4 separate regions of the Mus musculus genome follow, and regions 1, 3 and 4 are each linked to region 2. The links are chromatin loops, found by intact Hi-C in ENCODE. Cell type or tissue: heart. All regions are shown on one strand.

Region 1 (5,000 bases), 130 kb after region 2:
GGTCTGGAATTCCCTTGGGGACCTAAACCCTTCCGGGAAGTTATTGCGGGGCCCTTGCTTAGAAATAACGGGCAGTCGCTGGAGAGCAGCAGCCTGGAGGGGTCTCACGTGGGAGTCTATTTCTCTGCACACTGGGTGAGTGTTTGGCCTCTCCTGGGTTTAGACAGAAGGGAACAGCAGAGTCACCTCTGTGCTTGAGGGCTTGGCCTCTGGGCTGGGAGGCTCTGACGGAAGGGAAGTTCCCTGGCCTTGCCTTTCCTTACCCGTTGATGACAGTAAATGCTCATGCTGCCAGTGACGAAGGCAACAAAGATACAGCCTCTCCTCAGCCATCTATCCACCTAGACAAGATTTCTCAGGCTCCGAAAGGGGAGGGATCTCTTTGCCGCCTCCTGCAGGTAGCCTGGGCCTCGGCTGTGCATACTGATTACCATGAAGAGGCAAAAGCTTACTTCTGTCTCTCAGACAAATTGGGTTTGGCCATCCCAGACCTACCCAGGTCTTCTCACCTGGCCTCCAGTGGCAAATGGCTAGAGGTAGAGAAGACATGTCACATGGCAAGGGCTCTTGTCTTTCAGTGTCCACCCTGCCGAAGCCTTACCAGAGTGCTGGTGGAATCCTACCGGAAGATCAAGGAGGCAGGCCAGGAGTTTGAGATCATCTTCGTTAGTGCAGACAGGTACGATGTGTCCTTGAAGCGTGGGCTTACACCACTTTTCCAGTAACGGCTTACACAGGTGTCTTTGCCTCATATGTCTTCCTCAGTGTAGGCCGTGGAGAAGGGTCGGGGAAGATAGCTCTAGGATATTAGCTGAGGTAAGCCTTCCTGCAAACACTGAGGCCCTTCCCAGTGCACTGTAGTGTCAGTGGAAATCAAGATGCATTTTTGGTTCAGCTTTCTAGATTGTGAAGGAAATACAGGGCGGAGGATGGAGATGAGCCCGAGACTGGCACCATGTGACTGTGTGTTTGCACGGATCTGGTCATGTACTTGGTCTAGGACTTCATCAATGCACGTGGATAAGAAATCACACAAGCAAGGAGTGTAGTTTCCCAGATCTCTGTCCCTCTAAGCCTCGGGCGTCCCCGCTTCTCCTCATCCCATCTCTTCAGCTTAGAAACCCCAGCCAAGATTCAGACTGAGGGAGCAGCGGCTTCTGCTAGGCCCTGGTCACAGAACACTCTCAAGATGCCACACTGTAGCTTTGACATTGTACTTCCTGTGCTGTCTGATGCCTCATGGCCCCAACCCACAATTCCCTGTCTCAGTGCAAGGGACCCGAGACCAGCCTGAAGACATCTAAAGCTTTGTTTTAAACAGCACCACCTCTATTGAAACACAGCTTCTATAGAAATAAATCGCATCTGTTTTGGGTTTTTCCATCCAGTGAGCTCTGCCCTATGTGTTTACTGTGTCATTATTGTCACCCAATCAAGATACAGAGCATTTCCATCACTGCAAGGTTCCTTTGTGCCTTCCCTGGTCATTGTACATCCACATAGCTCAGCCCTAACGTGCTTTCTATAACTAAAGCATGCTCTCTTTCCCTGTTGCTTCTCAGCGTATAGTCATAGGTGTAGGCTTGGTGCCTACTGTGTAGTTCCTTACACACCACACATACACAGGGAATACAACTGTGGTGTGTGTCCAGGCCTGCTGTAAAAGTCAAGTGTGTTGGGGCTGGAGAGATAGCTCTGTGGTTGAGAGCACTGACTGCTCCATCAGAGGACCAGAGTTCTCACTCTAGCACCTACACCTCTAGGGAGCAGCTCACAAACACCAAACACCCATAACTCCAGCCACAAGGGGTCCAGTGTCCCTTCCTGGCTTCCCCCACTCCACCCCCTCCCCCACACAGAAACACACACAAACAAGTGCACACAAATCAAATCAAGTCTTTACAAAAAAAAAAAAAAAATCAAATGTGTCCACGCTGATGATATGTTGGGCATGGGTAAAATTGGTAGGAAGCATGGCCTGGCTGTCTTTTTAGTTTGGGAGCCACCTGGTGGATGGAGTCATTTGCTTCTTGATGAGCAGCTTGGGACCGGAGGAGCTACGCTAGGAACCCCAACCCGATAGGAGCCAGTACAACTTGATAATATGGGGAAGGACCAAGTGGAGATGCACACAGGATGAAGACATTTTCTCCTCCTCTTTCTGCAGGTCAGAGGAGTCTTTCAAACAGTACTTTAGTGAGATGCCATGGCTCGCTGTCCCCTACACTGATGAGGCCCGGCGGTCTCGTCTCAACCGACTGTATGGAATCCAAGGTAGGAGTCCCAGGCCTGGACTCTTGTGCGGCCTGGACGGAAACCTGCCCACCTGGGCTCTCCATAGCCCTGGCCTCCTTTTAGGCAGAGAAAGAACATCTCAGAAACAGAGCGTGGGAGGCAGGGGCAGGTGGTGTGTTAGTTCTATGCCAGCCTGAGCTACATGGGGGGCTGTTTCAGAAGGACCAAAGCCAACCAACAAACAAACAAACAACTAGGCTTTGCTTTTGTGAGTGTTCATGTTCCTGACATTTTTTAAACATTACGTGGGCCAGGCAGTCGTGGCACATGCCTTTAGTCCCAACACTCAGGAGGAAGAGATGGGTAGTTTAAAGCATGTGTCTACAGAGTGAGTTCTAGAACAGCCAGGGCCACAAAGAGAAACTCTGTCTCAAAAAATTGAAACAAAAACAAAATATTTTTTTTTTAATTTGGGGGCTGGAGACTGGAGAAACGGCTCAGTGTTTGAGGGGTTGACTGCTCTTGCATAGGGCCTGGTTCACTTCCCAGAATTCATGTCACGAGGCTCATGGCAACCTGTAACTGCAGCTCCAGGAAGTCTCACAGCCTCTTCTAGTTTCCTTGGGTGTACACACACACACACACACACACACACACACTCACATACACACAAATACACACAAATACACACACATACATACTCACATACACACAAATACACACACACGTGTAAACACACTCAAGTACACAAGCACACACACATACTTTTTAAAGTAAAATAATTTTTTTTTTTTTTTAGGTTTTTCGAGACAGGGTTTCTCTGTGTAGCCCTGGCTGTCCTGGAACTCACTTGGTAGACCAGGCTGTCCCTGAACTCAGAGAGATCCACCTGCCTCTGCCTCCCAAGTGCTGGGATTAAAGGCGTGCGCCACCACCGCCTGGCTCTTGGGGTGAATTTTATGGTGTGTAACATGGCTGGCACCTCATTACAGCGATTGTGTTGGAGGTGTGGGATGGGCTTGTTGTTTTAAGTACTTGTTCTGGTAGGACAGCTACTTCTCATCCCCTTTCCTAGTGGCTTCTGACATGAATGGCCTGTGACGCACATACTCCCGAGTCCCTAGACCAGCGCTCCCTCCCAGGTCCCCTGTCATACTAAAGGGGGATCTTGGGTTCTATCACTTGGGGTGCTTGAGCCTCTGTTCCTCCTCTGCAAGTCACACATGATGAACCTCTGACAGAAAATCGCTAAGAGCCGGGCAGTGGTGGCGCACGCCTTTAATCTCAGCACTTGAGAGGCAGAGGCAGAGGCAGGCGGATTTCTGAGTTCGAGGCCAGCCTGGTCTACAGAATGAGTTACAGGATAGCCAGGGCTACACAGAGAAGCCCTGTCTCGAAAAACCAAAAAAAAAAAAAAAAAAAAAAAAGAAAAGAAAAGAAAAGAAAAAGAAAGAAAGGGCTGGTGAGATGGCTCAGTGGGTAAGAGCACCCGACTGCTCTTCTGAAGGTCCAGAGTTCAAATCCCAGCAACCACATGGTGGCTCACAACCATCCATAACGAGATCTGACTCCCTCTTCTGGAGTGTCTGAGGACAGCTACAGTGTACTTGCATATAATAAATGAATGGATCTTAAAAAAAAAAAAAAAAAAAGTTTAAAAAAAAAAAAAGTTAAAAAAAAAGAAAAAGAAAGAAAGAAAGAGAGAGAGAAAAAAAAGAAAATCACTAAGAAGTAATAGAGTGATAGAGATGAAATGCTTCTTCCCTGTGAGCACGTGCATGTGCGTGAGTGTGTGTGTGTGTGTGTGTGTGTGTGTGTGAGTGTGTGTGTGAGTGTGTGTGTGTGTGTGTGTGTGTGAGTGTGTGTGTGTGTGTTGCACTCCTACTACCTTTCAGTTGAAGACATTTCCACTAAGAGTCAACCACCAGATTTGCATTACAGTGATGTTCAGAAAGAAAGAATATCGCAGAACAAACTAGATGCTCGCTTTGTCAGATGAACACCCCTCCACCCACCCAACCCCCCATGCTGCCCTGTCTAGCCAAATGGGCTCTTTCTTGGGGAAGTACTTGACTGGCAGTTCCAGAGTTAAACTGGAAGGTAGGTGCTTGCTTAAGTTCCATCCCTGCACTACAAAAATAAACAGAAATATATGGAGTTGTGCCTTGACTTTTCCACCTGTGGGATTGAGTTTCCTTGCTCTGAAAATGACTCAGTGTTCTACCTAAAGGAGACGTGACTGTCTCTTTGTTCAGTGGACAAGAGGTTTCTTCCATCATCACAGTCTTCAAGGCCATGCCACAGTCTCCCTAGCTTGTGACTAAAGGCCTTTCAAGCCACTACAGTCAAGACACACTGGTAGGCTGGTTGAGAGCCAGGGCTCTCCTGGGTTTAGACTTTGTTGTCCATCAGTGCTAGCCTCTTCTGATGACGATGGGTTTTTCCTTTTGGCCTGTGTTAGGCAGTGGTTCATGGCTGTGATGCTGCTCCTAGCAGACACAGCTTGCGGAGGGACAGATTTGCCATGGGTCTCAGCTTCAGAGTCCCTCAGATCTCAGCTTGATGGCTCAGGAGGCACGGGGGATGGGGGGATGCTGACGCTCTGCAGACTTCTGCCTTTTCTGCACTTTATTCTGTCCTGGCCATAGCCCGTGGAATGGCCCATGCACATTCAGAGTAAGTCTTCTCCCTTAGCTGGTCCTCTGTAGAGATGCCCTTACAGATGTCCTGCAGAGCTGTGTTCCCTATCTCCTAGGTGACTCCAG
Region 2 (5,000 bases):
TACAGCATGCATGTGGAGGTCAGAAGACAACTTTGTGGTATCAAGTCTCTCCTTCCAGTCTTACAGAGGTTCCAGGGACCAAACACAAGTGTCTCTCTAGGGTCACATGGTGGACTGGCTAGTTTTACATCAGCTTGATTTATGTTAGAGCACGTGGGAAGAGGCATTCTTTACAGAAAATACCTCCATAAAACTGATCTGTAGGTGCTGGTCGGTGCTGGTGACTTTGGTCCCAGCACTTGGAAGGCAGAGAGACAGACAGATCTCTGAATTCGAGACCATCTTGGCCTACAGCGTGATTCAGGACAGTGAGGTCTACACAGAAAAACCCTGTTTTGAGAGGGAAAGAAAGAAAGAACCAAAGAACCAAAGAATGAACCAAAGAAGATAGATCAAAAAAACAAAAAACCTGGTCCGTTGGCAAATCGGTAGTGCAGTTTCTTAATTAGTGATTGATGTGGGAAGAACTTCCCTGTTGTGGGGGATGCCATCCCTAGACTGGTGGTCTTAGGTTCTCTAAGGCTGGGGGCTGGAGAGATGGCTCAATGGTTAAGAGCACTGACTGCTCTTCCAGAAGTCCTGAGTCCAATTCCCGGCAACTACATGGTGGCTCACAACCATCTATAAAAGGATCCAATGCCCTCTGAAAATACTTATATACATAAAATAAATAAGTAAATTTAAAAAAGGGGGCTGAGGAGCAAGCCAGGAGACAGCCCCCTCCATGGCCTCTGCAGCAGCTCCTGTTCTGTTTGAGTTGTTTTTTTGTTTGTTTGTTTGTTTGTTTGTTTGTTTTTACTGCCTTTGATGTGTGGAAGTGTGGAGAGAATAAACCCATTCCTTTCCAAATTGCTTTTGGTTATGGTGTTTTATAGAAAGTCTAAGACACATGGCAAGAACCTTTCCCTGCTGAGCCATCTTGCCAGCCCTGATTTATGAATTTTTCTTTATAGTACTAGGCAATTGAACTTAGGGCCTTTAGCGTGGTGCTATGCAGTTACTTTACCACTGAGCTACCCTTGGTAGCTTGATGAATCTTAAAGATGGCAAACATATATTTGTTCTGTGTGTATTTTGAATGATACCATGGGACTCTAACTGTAATTTTTCAAAAGAAAGTAGTACACATTTCTTACAAAATTAGGCATGCTGTGCTTCTTTAATACAAAATTTAAGACATGTAACATAATTAAATCCTGGATGGAACAGTTTCTTTAAGTGGGTCTCTTACCTCTTTCAGGCCAGAGGACGTTGACTAATTCTTTACAAGAAGCCAAATGAGTCTTGTTGGGCTTCTAGCATCAAACACCCGCTGGAATTATGAGTTTGGAATCATTTCCATTGCAAACCCCCCCCCTCCTGCCACACCCCTTTGAAAGGCAGCTGCAGGCTTTGGCTTCTCCCCAAGGCATGCTGCACCAACAATTCTCCAAATTGTATTTATATTTCACGTGCAGTGTGTTCGGACTCTCACTTTCCCAGGTGCCAGATGCCGGCTTGGACACACTCCAGTGGAAACTGCTTTCCTGTAAAGTAATGAAAGGATGCTGCTGAGCACGTGACCTCTGCACGCCGCTCTTGCGCCCAGTTTACCAACTCAGTAATGACTTCCCCACTTCCCGATCCCCCGGAGCCTTTCCTCGCCTATTTCTGCTCCTGGTCCTCTGTTCTTTGGGTTGAAGCACATTTTTGTGAACTGAGCCAGGGTCTTATTACATAGCTCTGGCCTGGAATTTGCTATATAGACCAAGCTGGCCTCGAACTCACAGAGATCTGCCTTGACTCTGCCTTGACTAAAGGCATATCTGGCCATCATGCCTGGCCTCCTTTCACATATGTTTAGAATTTGACGATGTCTGACTGCAGATATCTATCTGTCTGACACGCTTTCAGACATGTGAAATCACATACCCACTCAGGAATACTTCAAATGTGACTCCGATGGGAAGATGAAATTTTTTAAACTTTTTTTTTAATATTTATTTATTTATTATATGTAAGCACACTGTAGCTGTCTTCAGATGCACCAGAAGAGGGAGTCAGATCTCATTACAGATGGTTATGAGCCACCATGTGGTCGCTGGGATTTGAACTCAGGACCTTCTGAAGAGCAGTCGGGTGCTCTTACCCACTGAGCCATCTCTCCAGCCCCAAGATGAAACATTTTAATTCACTTTAAGAGTTTATTTTGAAGCAGAGCCTCCCTCTGCCTACAGGCTGGCCTGGAACTTAGGATCCTCTTGCTTTCACCCTCCTAACAGTTGGGATTACAGGAACGCACCATCATATCCATAAATTTAAGGCTTTAGAAACAGGATGCTAGGGTTGCTGGAGAGATGGCTCAGCTTGGTTAAGAGCTCTAGAGAATTCATGTTTGGACCTCTACATTTGTATGGGGTGTCTCACAATGCCCTGTAATACCAGATGAATACACACACACACACACACACACACACACACACACACACACGAATAAGACAATTTATTTAGTGTTTTGAAGCAGGGTGTCATTGTGTAAGCCTGGCTGTTGTAGACCAGGTTGCCCTCAAACTCACAAAGATGTGCTTCCTGGGTGCTGGGATTAAAGGCGTGAGCCACCATTTGTGGCACCAGTGTGTGAAGATTGTCTTTAACACTTTCATTGGTTCATGTGATGATATTTTACAGGCCTGAAAACTTAAACAATTTTTCTCTCTACCTTAAACACACTGAGGACTTTGGGGCATTTCTACTAGAAGTATGAGGTTATATTCTGAAATTTAAATGGTCTTGTGTCATACACTTTGTGCTCTCTGTGTGTGTGTGTTTGTGTGTGTGTGTGTGTTACAGTAGAGGAAGCCTGTGTAATTAAAGCATTCTGCTGCTTTCACTTTAATCTTTTGCATCTTATGTGTTGGTAGAGTTCTCTCTTTCATTCTTCCATTAGATGGCGGCAGATACGAAAGAAATAACCTCGAAAGCCATGAAGGATAGCCAGTGGTTGGGTTTTCCTCTTAAAATGTCACTGTTGTTAGTAGCTGAGCTGATACACATGAATGGTCCTCTTTTTTAAAAATGTGTGTATGCATGTGTATGTGTAATAGTGTACATTTTGTCCTGTGTTCGTGCCTAGGAAACTTGCCACAGATCATTTGTTTAATCAGGGTTCTTTCCTAGGCATTGGAAAGCATCTTTCAAGATGGGGTTAAAATTTTTTTTCTCTCTCAACTACTAGCAGACCTGAGATAAGCTATGAAGTCAGGAGAGCAGCCAATACTGATTTGGAAACGCTGCGCCATCTGTTGCATACATTTACGGAAATGGAAGAGAGCCATTTCCCATCGGGGAATGGTTCCAGCGACCTGTGGACTGAAATCCCACACTGTGACTTGTAATCAGCCCACAAGTATTTATGAATTCTCTCTCTTGTGCTTGGCATCAGAAACAGAGAGGTGGCGCCCGCCAGTCTACTTATAGTAACAAGCACAAAACACACACATGACTGATGAACAAGACCTGGCCTGATATAGTGACATTGGGTGGTGATGATGTTAAAACCCTACAAGTTTTATATGAGGTCTTTGGGGTTCAAAATGTCTTAAGGGTTAGTATTGGGAAGGGAGAAGGAGAGGCTGGAAAAAGAGCAAGAACCGGTGCAGAACTTCAGTGTGGAGAGGGTTTAGAAGTGAAAGGTGAGAGGAATTAAGGGGTAGGGATGCGGTTTAGCTCCTTTTGCAGCCTCGGAAAGCGCCAGTTCCGGGAGGATCGTTCTCCTGCCTTAAGTCCAGGCAATCTAGTCCTGGTGTAGAACTCGGGTCAGGTTTCTTACTTTAGCCACGTACCGGAGGCTCGCGCCAAGACGCCAGCTGCTAGGGACCTGCCTGCGCAGCGCGGGCCAGCCACGGAGGGGGCGTGGCTATGGAGGGGAGTGGCTGGGCGGCCCGGTGGGCGGGGCTCCCCTCTCAGCCTCCGCTGCCGCCGCTGCCTCCGCCCGCCGCGCGGACCAGCGAGCCGGTAGCTGTTGCGAGCCCACCCGCCCGCCCGCGTGCCGGGGCTGCGGTGGGCCAGGATGTCGGGCTTCCTGGAGGAGCTGCTGGGAGACAAGCTGGTGACGGGCGGTGGCGAGGAGGTGGACGTGCATTCGCTGGGCGCCCGCGGCATCGCGCTGCTGGGGCTCTACTTCGGGTGCAGCCTGAGCGCCCCCTGCGCGCAGCTCAGCGCCAGCCTGGCCGCCTTCTACGGTCGCCTGCGAGGGGACGCGGCGGCCGGGCCGGGGGCCGGGGCGGGGGCCGGCGCAGCCGCGGAGCCAGAGCCCCGGCACCGCCTGGAGATCGTCTTCGTGTCTTCGGACCAAGACCAGCGGCAGTGGCAGGACTTCGTGCGGGACATGCCATGGCTGGCGCTGCCCTACAAGGAGAAGCACCGGAAGGTGAGTAGCGCGGGCCCCGCGGCGCCCCCGGCCTGCAGGCGCGGTCCACGTTCTGGGAGCCAGCTGCTCGCCGCCCTCACCGGCTGTCCATAGGCCTGCCATCTCTATCTTGGCCCGCTCCCTCCTCTTGCCCCATCCAGGATCCTGTCGTGTTGAGGCGCTCGCGGCAACTCCTGGGTGCCAGTACCCAGCTGAGCCCACGCTGGGAAGTTTGACACCCCTCTGGTCCACGCGATGGGAATCGCGTAGGAGTGGCCGCTCTCTGCCCTCCCCACTCTACAACCCTTATCTTCCTCCTCTAGCCACTTGACTCCTCGCAGATACCTGTGGTGTGGGGGGTGGGGAGGGCACGAGCCCCCTTCCCATAATGCCTGCACCAGGAAGTTTCCTTTCTTTCCTAGAGAAATCTTGCCTTCCTGGGACCCCCTCCTCTGTGGCCAGGGACCCGGAGGCGGCTGCTGATCGGGGCTTTAGGAGAGAGGGGAGTTCACTCCTCTCCCCCTTTCTTCCCTTGCCCCCGCCCCGCCCCCTGGGCTGAGTTAGTGGCCACCGGGGAGCTTTTCATTGTCTGGCTGTCCAGCAATCTTCCCAG
Region 3 (5,000 bases), 72 kb after region 2:
CTTCAGGTCCTTGTGCTTGGGAGGCAAGAAGGTTTCAGACTGAGCTATCTTTCTGGCCCCAGTGTTAATTTTTCCCTCTAAGGGGCCACTCACGTAGCTCAGTGTCAGAAGACTTACCAGGTAGATGCGAGGCCCCCGGCATCATCTCTGACACAGGAACAACCTTGTTCTGTTGTCTCCATGGTTTCTGAGTTACTGAGCAACAGTTGAGTTTTACATTAGGAGCCGAGAGAGATTTCTTCTCGATGCCTGTGTGAGCGGCGGCTAGTTTATAGTCAGTGAGGAGTGGGTTTGTGGTAGAAATACTTTCTTCTGGTTTCAGGTTTAACCTTGACTCTACACCTGGAACTGAAAACCTAGGGATATTTTGGGAGATGGCAGAGGGGAGCCGAAGCCCCCACTGGGTACCACTGTCCGGCTTCCAGGTGGAAGTGCCTGGAGTACCGAGTCCAGGGTGCAATGTCACCCTAAACGTTAGTAGGACAGTGAGTGACTCAGACTGCCCCTATCACTGTTGGTGTGCCCACAACTTCCAGGCCTCCCCTGGAATGTGCCCTTGAACACCACGCCTGCCGCTGAAGGGTGGACGTGCTCTGTGTTTTAGCATCATTTAGAGTCTGGCAGGGCTGGGGGTCTCCGTGAGAGGCGTAAGTCAGGCCAAGGTTCTCCCCTGGACTAAAGTGCAGAAGGAAAGGAGCCAGCATCACTTAACTTGGATGCTATCCCCTGCCGGGTTCCCTGGGGTTTATGGATGGTGAGGTTGGGGATTGAGGTTAAGTGGCCAGGAGCAGACTGAAGACTCCGTCTCTCTCTGAAGTCCGCACATGTTCCCATCACCTCTCGGAAGATTGTTCCAGCCCAGGGGCTGGATCCCTGTGAACATCACTGCAGAATGAGCCTGAGTGTTTCAACACCACAAACCTCTTTGTCCTTTAAGAGAAAAAGACATGCATTCGTTGGCCACCCTCTTTATAGACATCAGTTTTTGAGTGATTTTTTAAAAGCTTTGTTAATAAAGTGCTAATGTGGAGGCCCTTCCCAGTGTCAAGAATTTGTCAAATGAATGCCATTTTTTTTTTCTCCTTGAACTAGGAGATTCATCTTGCTTGTGAATAAACTCAACCATCTTCCCTTTCCCACCAAGGAGAATCTCATGTGCTGCCCATGACCTGCCTACAGCCTCCTTGGAACCGAGCGTTTCTCTGAGCATTTTCCCTAGCCTGTGTCTGTCTGTGCCTGTAAGAGACAGTAATGTGTGGGGATTCAGGAACCTGGCTCTCCATGGCCATGAGAAAGCCATTGTTCCCAAGCCTCAGTTTCCCTATTTACTGACTGCCTTATATATTTAAAAAACTTTAGTGTGTTTGTGTGTGTGTGTCTGTGTTTTCATGGATGCCACTGGATAAGTGGAGGTCAAAGGACAACTTTTTGAAGTCCATTTCCCTCCACCTCTATGTAGGATCCAGGGATTGAACTTAGGTTGCCAGGCTCCTGCATCAAGTGCCTTTAAAGGCCGAGCCATCTCACCAGCTCCTTTATTTTCATTATTGCTCTAATTAATAGCCACCGCGCTCCTGTATATACTATTGTTGATTGAGCCCAAATGTCCCCAACACTCGACCATGTGTTGAGCTAACAAATGGTCAGGTAAGGTATTACATGAAGGGAGGAGGTGAGGGTGATGCTGTGACTCAGGTGCTGTAACAAAAGCATGTGCAGGGTCAGGTGCACACCCAGGGTCAGGTGCACACACAGGGTCAGGTGCACACACAGGGCCAGGTGCACACACAGAGCCAGGTACACACACAGAGCTAGCTGCATACCCAGGGCCAGCTGCACACACAGAGCCAGCTGCACACACAGTGCCAGCTGCACACCCAGGGCCAGCTGCACACCCAGGGCCAGCTGCACACCCAGGGCCAGGTGCATACATAGGGCCAGGTGCACATTCATAACCAGGTGTAGAGAAGGCATTCTAGCCCAGCCCTTCTTTGGAAGGGAGACTGGGGAAGAAAAGCTGTCTTTCAGAGGAATCGACTTCCTGACTAGCTTCTTCTGTTGACCTGAGAGCCAAAGATGGGACCAGTGTGTCCCAGGCACTAGGGGACTGGGAGGAGTGTGTTTTGCTAAAAAAACACAATGTACAGAACCAGGTCAGTGCCTCTCAAGTTGCCCCTTGAGGATATTTGTCTAGACTCTGGAAGGCCAGGGTGATGAAAGACAGGAGAGCTATAAATGTCGTACAATGTACAGAGAACCATTGCCACCCTGAGAAGAAATGAGAAGCCCTGAGTCATGGGAGAGGGCAGCAACCCCTCAGAGTGGCTTAGAGGGGGACTGATGGACTGATAGGCACAAAGACAAATGTCTGGGAGGAAAGACATTCCTGTCAGTGAGTGAGTTGTTATTTGAAATTACATACTGGCCAGCAAGCTGAACATCCAGAGAACTTTCTAGATGCAGAGTGTCAAGTTGTCCTTAAGTAATAGTGAGAGAGGAATTCATTTAACGCCGAGTGGAAGAAATCGTTGCTGGTCACCAGGGACGAGGCATTAGGAAGCTGATAGGTTGCACTGTCGGTAATTTCTCCATTTCCTTTCCATGTCGGCGGAAGCATGCGGAGTATCAACGAGGCTGCCTGGCACTTCTCTTCCTTCCCTTATTAAGTTAAGTGATTGCTTTTCTCTGTCTGACTGATAAGCTAAAACTGTGGCTGACCCTGCAAGGTGCTTTTAAGAAGAAATTAAGCACCACCCCCATCGTGTGCTTTCTTTTGCTTGTCATTTGTCCATTTTAGAAAGCCAGGCCACCGCTGCCTGTTATTGTCTCCCTGCCTTTCCCAGTCTCAGTGACAGGATTTTGACGAGAACTCTTGCCCATGCTGAACAAGTACTCTCCCACAAAGCCCAGCCAATGCCCAGCCCAGTTCAACATCTCCAGGTCTCCTCCAAGCTGCTTTTCCCACCAGAACCCTCACTGTACCTCCCTTTCCCCAAAACTGACCATTCTCGCTCTCAGGTGAGCCAAACTTGGGCTTGCCTCCAGCCTGGCCTCTCAGCTTCTGACGGCAGTTTGCATTCTCCCACAGCAATTAGTTTGCCCGGCACGGCAGCCCTGGGTTTCCCATGGCTTTCCTGAAAGCTCGTGTGTGTGTGTGTGTGTGTGTGTGTGTGTGTGTGTGTGTGTGTGTGTGTGTGTGTGTGTGTGACCAGTGACAGCATTGCTGCCCAGGCTGCAGTTTCCATTGCTGATCTGTATTCACCTACCATGGGGACGGCTCCATGAAAGGTGTAAGTTAGGTAGTCAAGCTTTGAAGAAAAGGAGAGACTGATATGTAGCATTTGGAGGTCAGGAGGATGTGTGTGAATAATCAGGACAGGCGGGTCCATAACATTGTCTCAGAAGCCTGGCGAGGTTCCAGTGTCTGTTGGCCAAAGGTATAGCATTTGAAACTGGATAAGAAAGGCAATCACTGGGAACCCAGTTCACTGAACCCAATTCCGATTCCATACCGTACTGGTGTGAGCGAGGTGAGGTAGAGGGCTCAACGGTTCCGTGACTGCAGATTTCAGCCTAAAGTGAAGTGGAAACGCTAAGGTAACAGCTAAAACCATCTGGTTTTAAGCCTGTTCTATGTGCCAGACTCCATGTTCAAAGGGATATAGACACAAGCCAACTTAATCCTTCCAACAGCCCCGGGAGATTCTGGAACAGCCTATATAGACCCATGGTTCTAAAAGTTTTGCATCAGAGGGTATTGACAATGTTGAGAGAGGAAAAGAGTGACGTTAGAGATTAGTTATTTCTGAGCTGTGCGTTTTTCATTGCTGTAATAAAATGCCCAACAGAATCAGCTTACGAGAGAAAGGTCTGATTTGGATTCATTGTTGGACAGGTTTCATTCTGTGGTCAGCTGGCCCCGGTCCTGGAGGAAGGGTGAGGCAGAGAGAAAGTCCCTAGAGCGGCCAGGGGGCAGAATGGGTGTGGCTTTGCAGGTGGGCCTCCTCCTTTCCCTTCAGTCCACAGTATGGGTGTGGGTGGGTGCTGGCCCACATTCAGGGCTAGTCTTCCTCCCTGGAAATGCTACCACACCCATACAACATCTCCGGTGAGCCTCCCTCGCCTGGGCACTACTGGGTGCAGTCAGGCTGACAACCGGGGTGAGCCATGAGGAGCTGTATCCCCAGTTGTAGCCACTTTAGGTAATGTTTGCTGCTCTGTTCTCATCCTTGCCTTGTATGGTGGGTTACGACCCTCGGGATTTCTTTCTCCTGGGGTGTGTGCTGTTGCATCTCGTTCTTTTCTTAGGGGAGGTGAAGTTATAAAGGGCTCCAGTAAAGGAAAGTAAGTCAGGTAATTAGGAGAGTGGGGGTTTAGGGACAGCCCTCAGGGCATCTGTTTGGCTGCCAGTGGGACCGAAAAGATGGATTTGAGCACACTGTAATCACATCTCAGCTGTGCATTCTGGTGGAAGGAGTGTGTTCAAGCAGGTGCTACAAAGCAGGAGTCCGTGTCTGTTGGGGCGCCTGTCTCTCAGTCTTCACCAGAGCCTGTGGGTAACTCTGAACTCAAGGCAAGCCCTTACTACTAAGCTGTACTTCTAGATCCATTCTATCTGGAATGTTCCCTAGGGGCCCAAGTGTTAAAGGCTTCACCCCAACTGGGTACTGTGGGAATGTGGGGACATCTTTAAAAGGTAGGACCTAGTAGGGGGCCTTCCTGTCATGGGGTAGGAGTGGAATACCCTTCCAGGAGATCTTTGTTCTCTAGCCCTTCCTGTTTTCCTCTGGCTTCCCAGGCTTCACCAGGTGAGCACTTCTCCACTCTCCACTCCCTCCATTAAGTATTGCCTCCCACAGGCCCAAAGGCCAAGGGCCACCTGACCATTGTGTAAAACCTCCAAACCCCTGAGCCAAAGTAAACCTTTCCTCTTTTTAAGTTGATTATCTGAGATATGTTGTTACAGCAACGGAGAGCCGACACAAATAACAAGCTCATCA
Region 4 (5,000 bases), 85 kb after region 2:
TTGCTATTAAATGAGCTGACACATGTCATGTGCTTGTACCCAGAGCCTGACCCTGTCACAAAAAGCCATCAGTTAAGTGTGTGAGCCCTACCAAGTGAAGCAGAGGGAGGGAGGCAGAGGACACCTAGGAGAGGGACTTCTAAAAACAGGTCACTCTGATCCAAGTCCTGAGGAAGGTTACAAGTTGGGTAGGCATGTTTATGAGGGTGAGGGGAGAATAGTAGGGGGAGGGTGGTTGGTGGGTGCTATAGACAGCTTGAGAGCTTTAACAGAGCTGCTTGCTGCAGAAAGGGAAGGCACCACTGTTGAGCATCTGGCTGAGGAGTTTGGTCATTATCCTCGAAGTGATGGGGAACAACACCAGGACCTTATCCGGGAGGCAGTGCTGTGGAGAACAGATGGTCAGGAGGTAGGGACAGCAACTCAGGTCCAGACTGAGCTGGAGGCAAAGAGTGGATTCAGGAGCTGTCTATGGGATTGCAGATGTGAGGAAGAGGGCAGTAGAAGGAATCCTAATTTTCTGGCTTGGGAAACTGGGTGGAGCACATTTGGTATCATTCACTGAGACAAAGAACAATAGTGAAAAAAGACAGGGAAGGAGGTAGCATCCCCCATGAAAAGAACGCCCAGAAGATAGGCACCGTACATAGGCTCTGGAATTCTTTGTTACTTACATTCTTAGAGGAACAAATGGTTTTGTTGCTTGTTTGCTTGTTTGTTTGTTTGTTTGTTTGTTTAGATTATATTAAAGGCAGGTTTATTGGGAAGCTATTCTCAGGCGAGTTCACTGGCCCTAAGGATTGAGGCCAAGGAAGTCACAGTGGGGAGAGAGGCAGAGGGGAAAGAGAAATCGAGAGAGTGTGTATGTGTGCCTGCAGAGAAAGACGAGGAGAAGAGTTATTGGGTTTTGAGACAGGGTCTTATGATGTAACACTGGCTGGTCTGGAACAGGCTATGGAGACCATGCTGGCTTTGAACTTACAGAGGTCCACCCGCCTCTGCCTCTCCAGTGCTGGAATTAGAGGTCTACTTCACCATGCTTTGCAAAATCATAGCTCTTTTTTTGTTTGTTTGTTTGTTTGTTTGGTTTTGTTTTTTTTGTTTTGTTTTGTTTTGTTTTGTTTTTTGGTTTTTTGAGACAGGGTTTCTCTTTATAGCTCTGGCTGTCCTGGAGCTCACTTTGTAGACCAGGCTGGCCTCGAACTCAGAAATCCACCTGCCTCTGCCTCCCGAGTGCTGGGACTAAAGGCATGCGCCACCACGCCCAGCAAATCATAGCTCTTGAGTATGTTCATTGTGTTTGGACAACTGGTATACCTACAGGAATAGCCTCCTAAACAAGATACTAAATATTCCAGATCTCTGCTAAATCCCTTCATGTTTCTTTCCAGTTACCTAAAAGACTTGCTTTGAATCTCTTTTTATAGCTTGTGACCACCTAGAGATAAAACAGCCATTCATTACCTTGCCTGTCTGCTCTTTGTCCTAACTCCTGACCCCCATGTGCACTCAGTAAGCTCAGCTCCCTGGCATCTGCAGGACAGAGAGGAAGGAGAGCTCTGAGCCAGCAGAGCTTGGTCTAGGCAGTCTTTGGAGTTTAAGTCTAGGCTGTGAGGTTCATAGATAAGAACTTCATTTTGATAGTCTGTTTCAGCCACACTTGCTTTTGATTTGAAAGTACCTGCCCTTCACAGTCAGCTTATCTATCGTTTGCCTACTCTGTCTCTTCCTCTTCCTCCTCTTCTTCTTCCTCTTCCTCTTCTTCCTCCTTCTTTTCTTTCTTCTTGGGAAATGGTCTTGCCATATAGTCCCGGCTACCCTGAGACCTACTCCCCTTATGCCTCAGCCTCTCCAGTGCTGAGATTATAGGCTTGTGTGGCCACGCTTGCCACAGTCAGCCTTGACCGTTGGGCCCAAATGATAGTCTGCTCTAAACCCTTGGAATGACAAATGCCAAGCTCTGCCCCTTCATGACGCAGACAACTGCTCTTCCTTTCCCTTTCTGATTGCTTCCTTTGCCTTGAGTAGTTGTTGGGGTCAGGGGAGGAGGTGTCTGTCAACTTGGGGTCACTCCTTAGAGTCTGTGTTTTCTTTTGGTGGCCTCTCTGAGTCTGATTAACCTTAATAAGAAAATAAATACTTACTTTTAATTTTCTTCCTGGCCTAGCTAAGCTAGACTCAAACTTTTTTTTTTTTTTAAACTCTCCCACATACGAATGGTAGATAACGCTGCCCTGTTGGGGAAATGAGTCGTTTCCAAGATTTTCTCTCAAGGAAAAGTATAACTCATTAGTTTACTAAGAAAGGCTTAAGGGGCCACAGCGAAGTAATTAAGATCCTATTCTTCCTTCAATGCGTTCCTAATCAGAGCCCGGTCATGAACCTCAGCTTCAAAGTTCAAAGGTACACAGTTCAAAGTCACTTCTATCATTTTATATTTGAGGATGTAGAGAAACCCTCTTCCCCAGAAAGAATGATACTCTCAAGGCACTAGGATGTGAGCTCCAAGGAAGCTGAAGACATTTCAGTGTTCCGTTACTAGAATCGCTTCTTGGTATTAGAGGTGTCGAAGAACATTTGGCTTTGTACACGAGGCCCTGGGTGCTACATGAGCACTGGTGTGTAGGGGGATCACTTGAATAAAACCCACTATGATCTCACTGGTTTTTATTTATTGGATTAAGAAAGAAAATCCTTCAGAGAAACCTCACCCTTGAACTTGGTACTTGTGGAACTATGCTTGGAACGAAAGTAGAGTTCCTCCTTAACCAAACCGAGCATAACTCCTAAGTTCTTTCGTCAGCATTGGGGGCTCTCAGTGTCTCTGTTCAGCTCATTCCTCTTGGCTCAACACAGTTCCTCCCTGCCGTGGGGACTGTGGTTGGATTCCATACCTGTGAGAAGTTTCTAGAGACTTTTGGCTTGGACCAGCCCTGGCTTAGCCAGGTTCTTTCTTTGAATCATTCTTTTTGCTGACCCCTGCTGGTTGGCAGGAAGAGGCACCTATAGAGACAGTCCCTACTGACGGACTCTAACCAGGAACCAAAGTTCAGCCCACTTCAGCCAAATTTAGGTGAGGATTTTATGTTGGGCATCCCTGACATTAGTGAACAAGTAGTGTCTTTGTCTGTTCACAGAGGAATCTCAAGTGTTTTGAGTCAGTGACTAAAATCATTCCCACCAGTTTTCCCCTCAAGACACTTTGCTTGCTTCTTCCCTCCTTCCCTCTTCTCTCCTTTCCTCCCTTCCTCCTTCTACACATTCAAAATATATGAGGTCTTGACCAGTGGACTGGTTAACCTCTATTTTTATGCATATGGTTATTTCTGCTTGCCTGTGTGTCTGTGCACCATGTGTTTGCAGTGCCCACGGACGTCAGAAGAGCACATTAGATCTTGTGGGGCTGGAGTTACAGATGGTTGTGAGCTGCCATGTGGATGCTGGGAATCTAACCCTGGCCCTGGAAGAGTGGCCAGTGCTCTTATCTTCTGAGCCGTCTCTCCAGCCCCTGATTGATACTTGTAGCTGTGTCGCACTGATGCATTTAGCAGAGCCACAAACTGTACTGTTTCTCAACTCGTTTCCTCCCATTCTCTGAACATAACTAGGTCAGGGCACAGGTCGTTCAGTAGTCCCTTAATGAACCTACCAACCTCCGCTCCCACCCCTCTACATTGTTCCCAAATGACCTTTCTCTAGTACTGTTGCTTGACACCTCTTTCACTGTGGTGGGCTTAAAGAGCAACCCCTTGGTGTGGACTTAAGTTTCCCACCAAGCAAGCCTTCCTGGCTCTCCTGCTCTCACCTTTGCACCCTATACCCCGCCGTACTGATCCGCTCCAGGGTTCCGCAAGCATGCCACCCACTCTCACCCTGTGCAGATGGCAGTGCCATGAGGTTCTGTTGTAGTCAGTCATCCTTCAGATGTCCCTTCTCTGTGAGACCTTCCTTCCACTGTGCAGTTGTCGCTTGGCTGCCAGATGCGCCATGGCATCCATCACTGAAATTGTTATTAGTTTTGATTTTTGTTTTGTGTTGTTGCTGTTGTTGGAAACAGGGCATCAGTGTGTCACCCAGGCTAGCCGCAAACTCATAATCCTCTGGCCTCTGCCTCTTGAATGCTGGGGCTAAAGGTGCCCACTTTGCCCAGATTTCTTAGGTTTTTTTTTTACTTCTCTAAAAACAAAACCAAAAAACTTAAAACCTAAGTTTTTGCCAGACACAGTGGTGTATATCTTTAATCTCAGCATTTGGAAGGCAGAGATAGGTGGATCTCTGTGAGTTCAAGGCTAGTTTGGTCTATAGGTAAGGTCTAGGACAGCCAGGGCTACAGAGTAAAGCCCTATCTCAAAAAACAAAACAAAACAAGAAACAAGAAATATTTATTTATTTATTTAGTGTGTGTGTTGTATGTGCACACACACATGCCACAGTACATGTGTGGAGGTGAGAGGACAACTTACAGGTGTCAGTTCTTTCTTCCAATCATTCCAGTCCCAGGGTTAGAACTCAGGTAGTCAGATTTAGCAGCAAGCACCTTTACCTGCTGAGTCTGCCCCCTGGTTCAGTTTTTGTCACTTCTGTCTTCTACTCCAGACAGTATCCCCAGGCACTGGTTCAAGTTTTCTAGTGTAGGTCTAACCTTGTTTTCAGTAGTTTCTATCACAATGCAACAAGTTAGAGTCGTGATGGTAGATCATACGGCTCCTGCCTTATCACCTCCCACAGCTCCCCTGCCCTCTCTGACAGCATCCAGGACTTTTCTACAGTCCTCAAAAGTTTATAGTTCTCCCAGTGCGTGGAGGCTTCCTGCCCCTTGCTCAGACTTGGATACCTTCCCCTTCTCTTTCCTACCTCCCAATCAAATCCAGCTCATTCTTGCAGAAGCAGATCAGATGTTGTGGCTTCCTTCTTGCTTGCCCTGACTTGCAAGGAGTTTAAATAATGAAAATATCTGGTGCCTCTGCAGCATGACTCATAAGCCCCAGACGTTGTTCTCG

The links. A loop is a pair of places that touch in the nucleus more often than their neighbours do. Peaks named below come from ENCODE experiments on the same cell type or tissue, not always from the same donor. Only the 100,000 strongest peaks of a DNase experiment are listed, where the experiment ranks them.
Region 1: a loop joins it to region 2, with 3 times the contacts of the local background. A loop is called at or near these places in 12 of 42 quality-filtered maps.
Region 3: it touches region 2 in a loop (3-fold over the local background); 12 of 42 quality-filtered maps call a loop at or near these places.
Region 4: a loop joins it to region 2, with 4 times the contacts of the local background. A loop is called at or near these places in 12 of 42 quality-filtered maps.

The regions. Positions count from the first base shown.
Region 1 is chr11:76,269,650-76,274,649 of GRCm38, reverse strand. Nxn (nucleoredoxin) reads left to right here. Exons shown (of 8, transcript NM_008750.5): 3 at 2-135; 4 at 579-679; 5 at 2,168-2,274. Among named protein-coding and RNA genes, the nearest start is that of Mrm3, 28 kb to the right of the region's middle. In heart, CTCF peaks have their summits at 386 (motif pointing left) and 2,001 (motif pointing left); no DNase peak of the experiment used is centred here.
Region 2 is chr11:76,398,109-76,403,108 of GRCm38, reverse strand. It overlaps Nxn (nucleoredoxin), which reads left to right and starts at 3,968. Exons shown (of 8, transcript NM_008750.5): 1 at 3,968-4,408. The coding sequence starts at 4,049. In heart, CTCF peaks have their summits at 2,924 (motif pointing right) and 4,125; DNase peaks (open chromatin) are centred at 3,338, 3,918 and 4,908; H3K4me3 peaks cover 2,021 bases; H3K27ac peaks cover 1,822 bases.
Region 3 is chr11:76,325,910-76,330,909 of GRCm38, reverse strand. All of the region lies in intron 1 of Nxn (nucleoredoxin), which reads left to right. Among named protein-coding and RNA genes, the nearest start is that of Nxn, 71 kb to the left of the region's middle. In heart, no CTCF peak of the experiment used is centred here; a DNase peak (open chromatin) is centred at 4,029; H3K4me3 peaks cover 439 bases; H3K27ac peaks cover 2,415 bases.
Region 4 is chr11:76,312,911-76,317,910 of GRCm38, reverse strand. All of the region lies in intron 1 of Nxn (nucleoredoxin), which reads left to right. Among named protein-coding and RNA genes, the nearest start is that of Mrm3, 72 kb to the right of the region's middle. In heart, a CTCF peak has its summit at 2,998 (motif pointing left); DNase peaks (open chromatin) are centred at 3,580 and 4,840.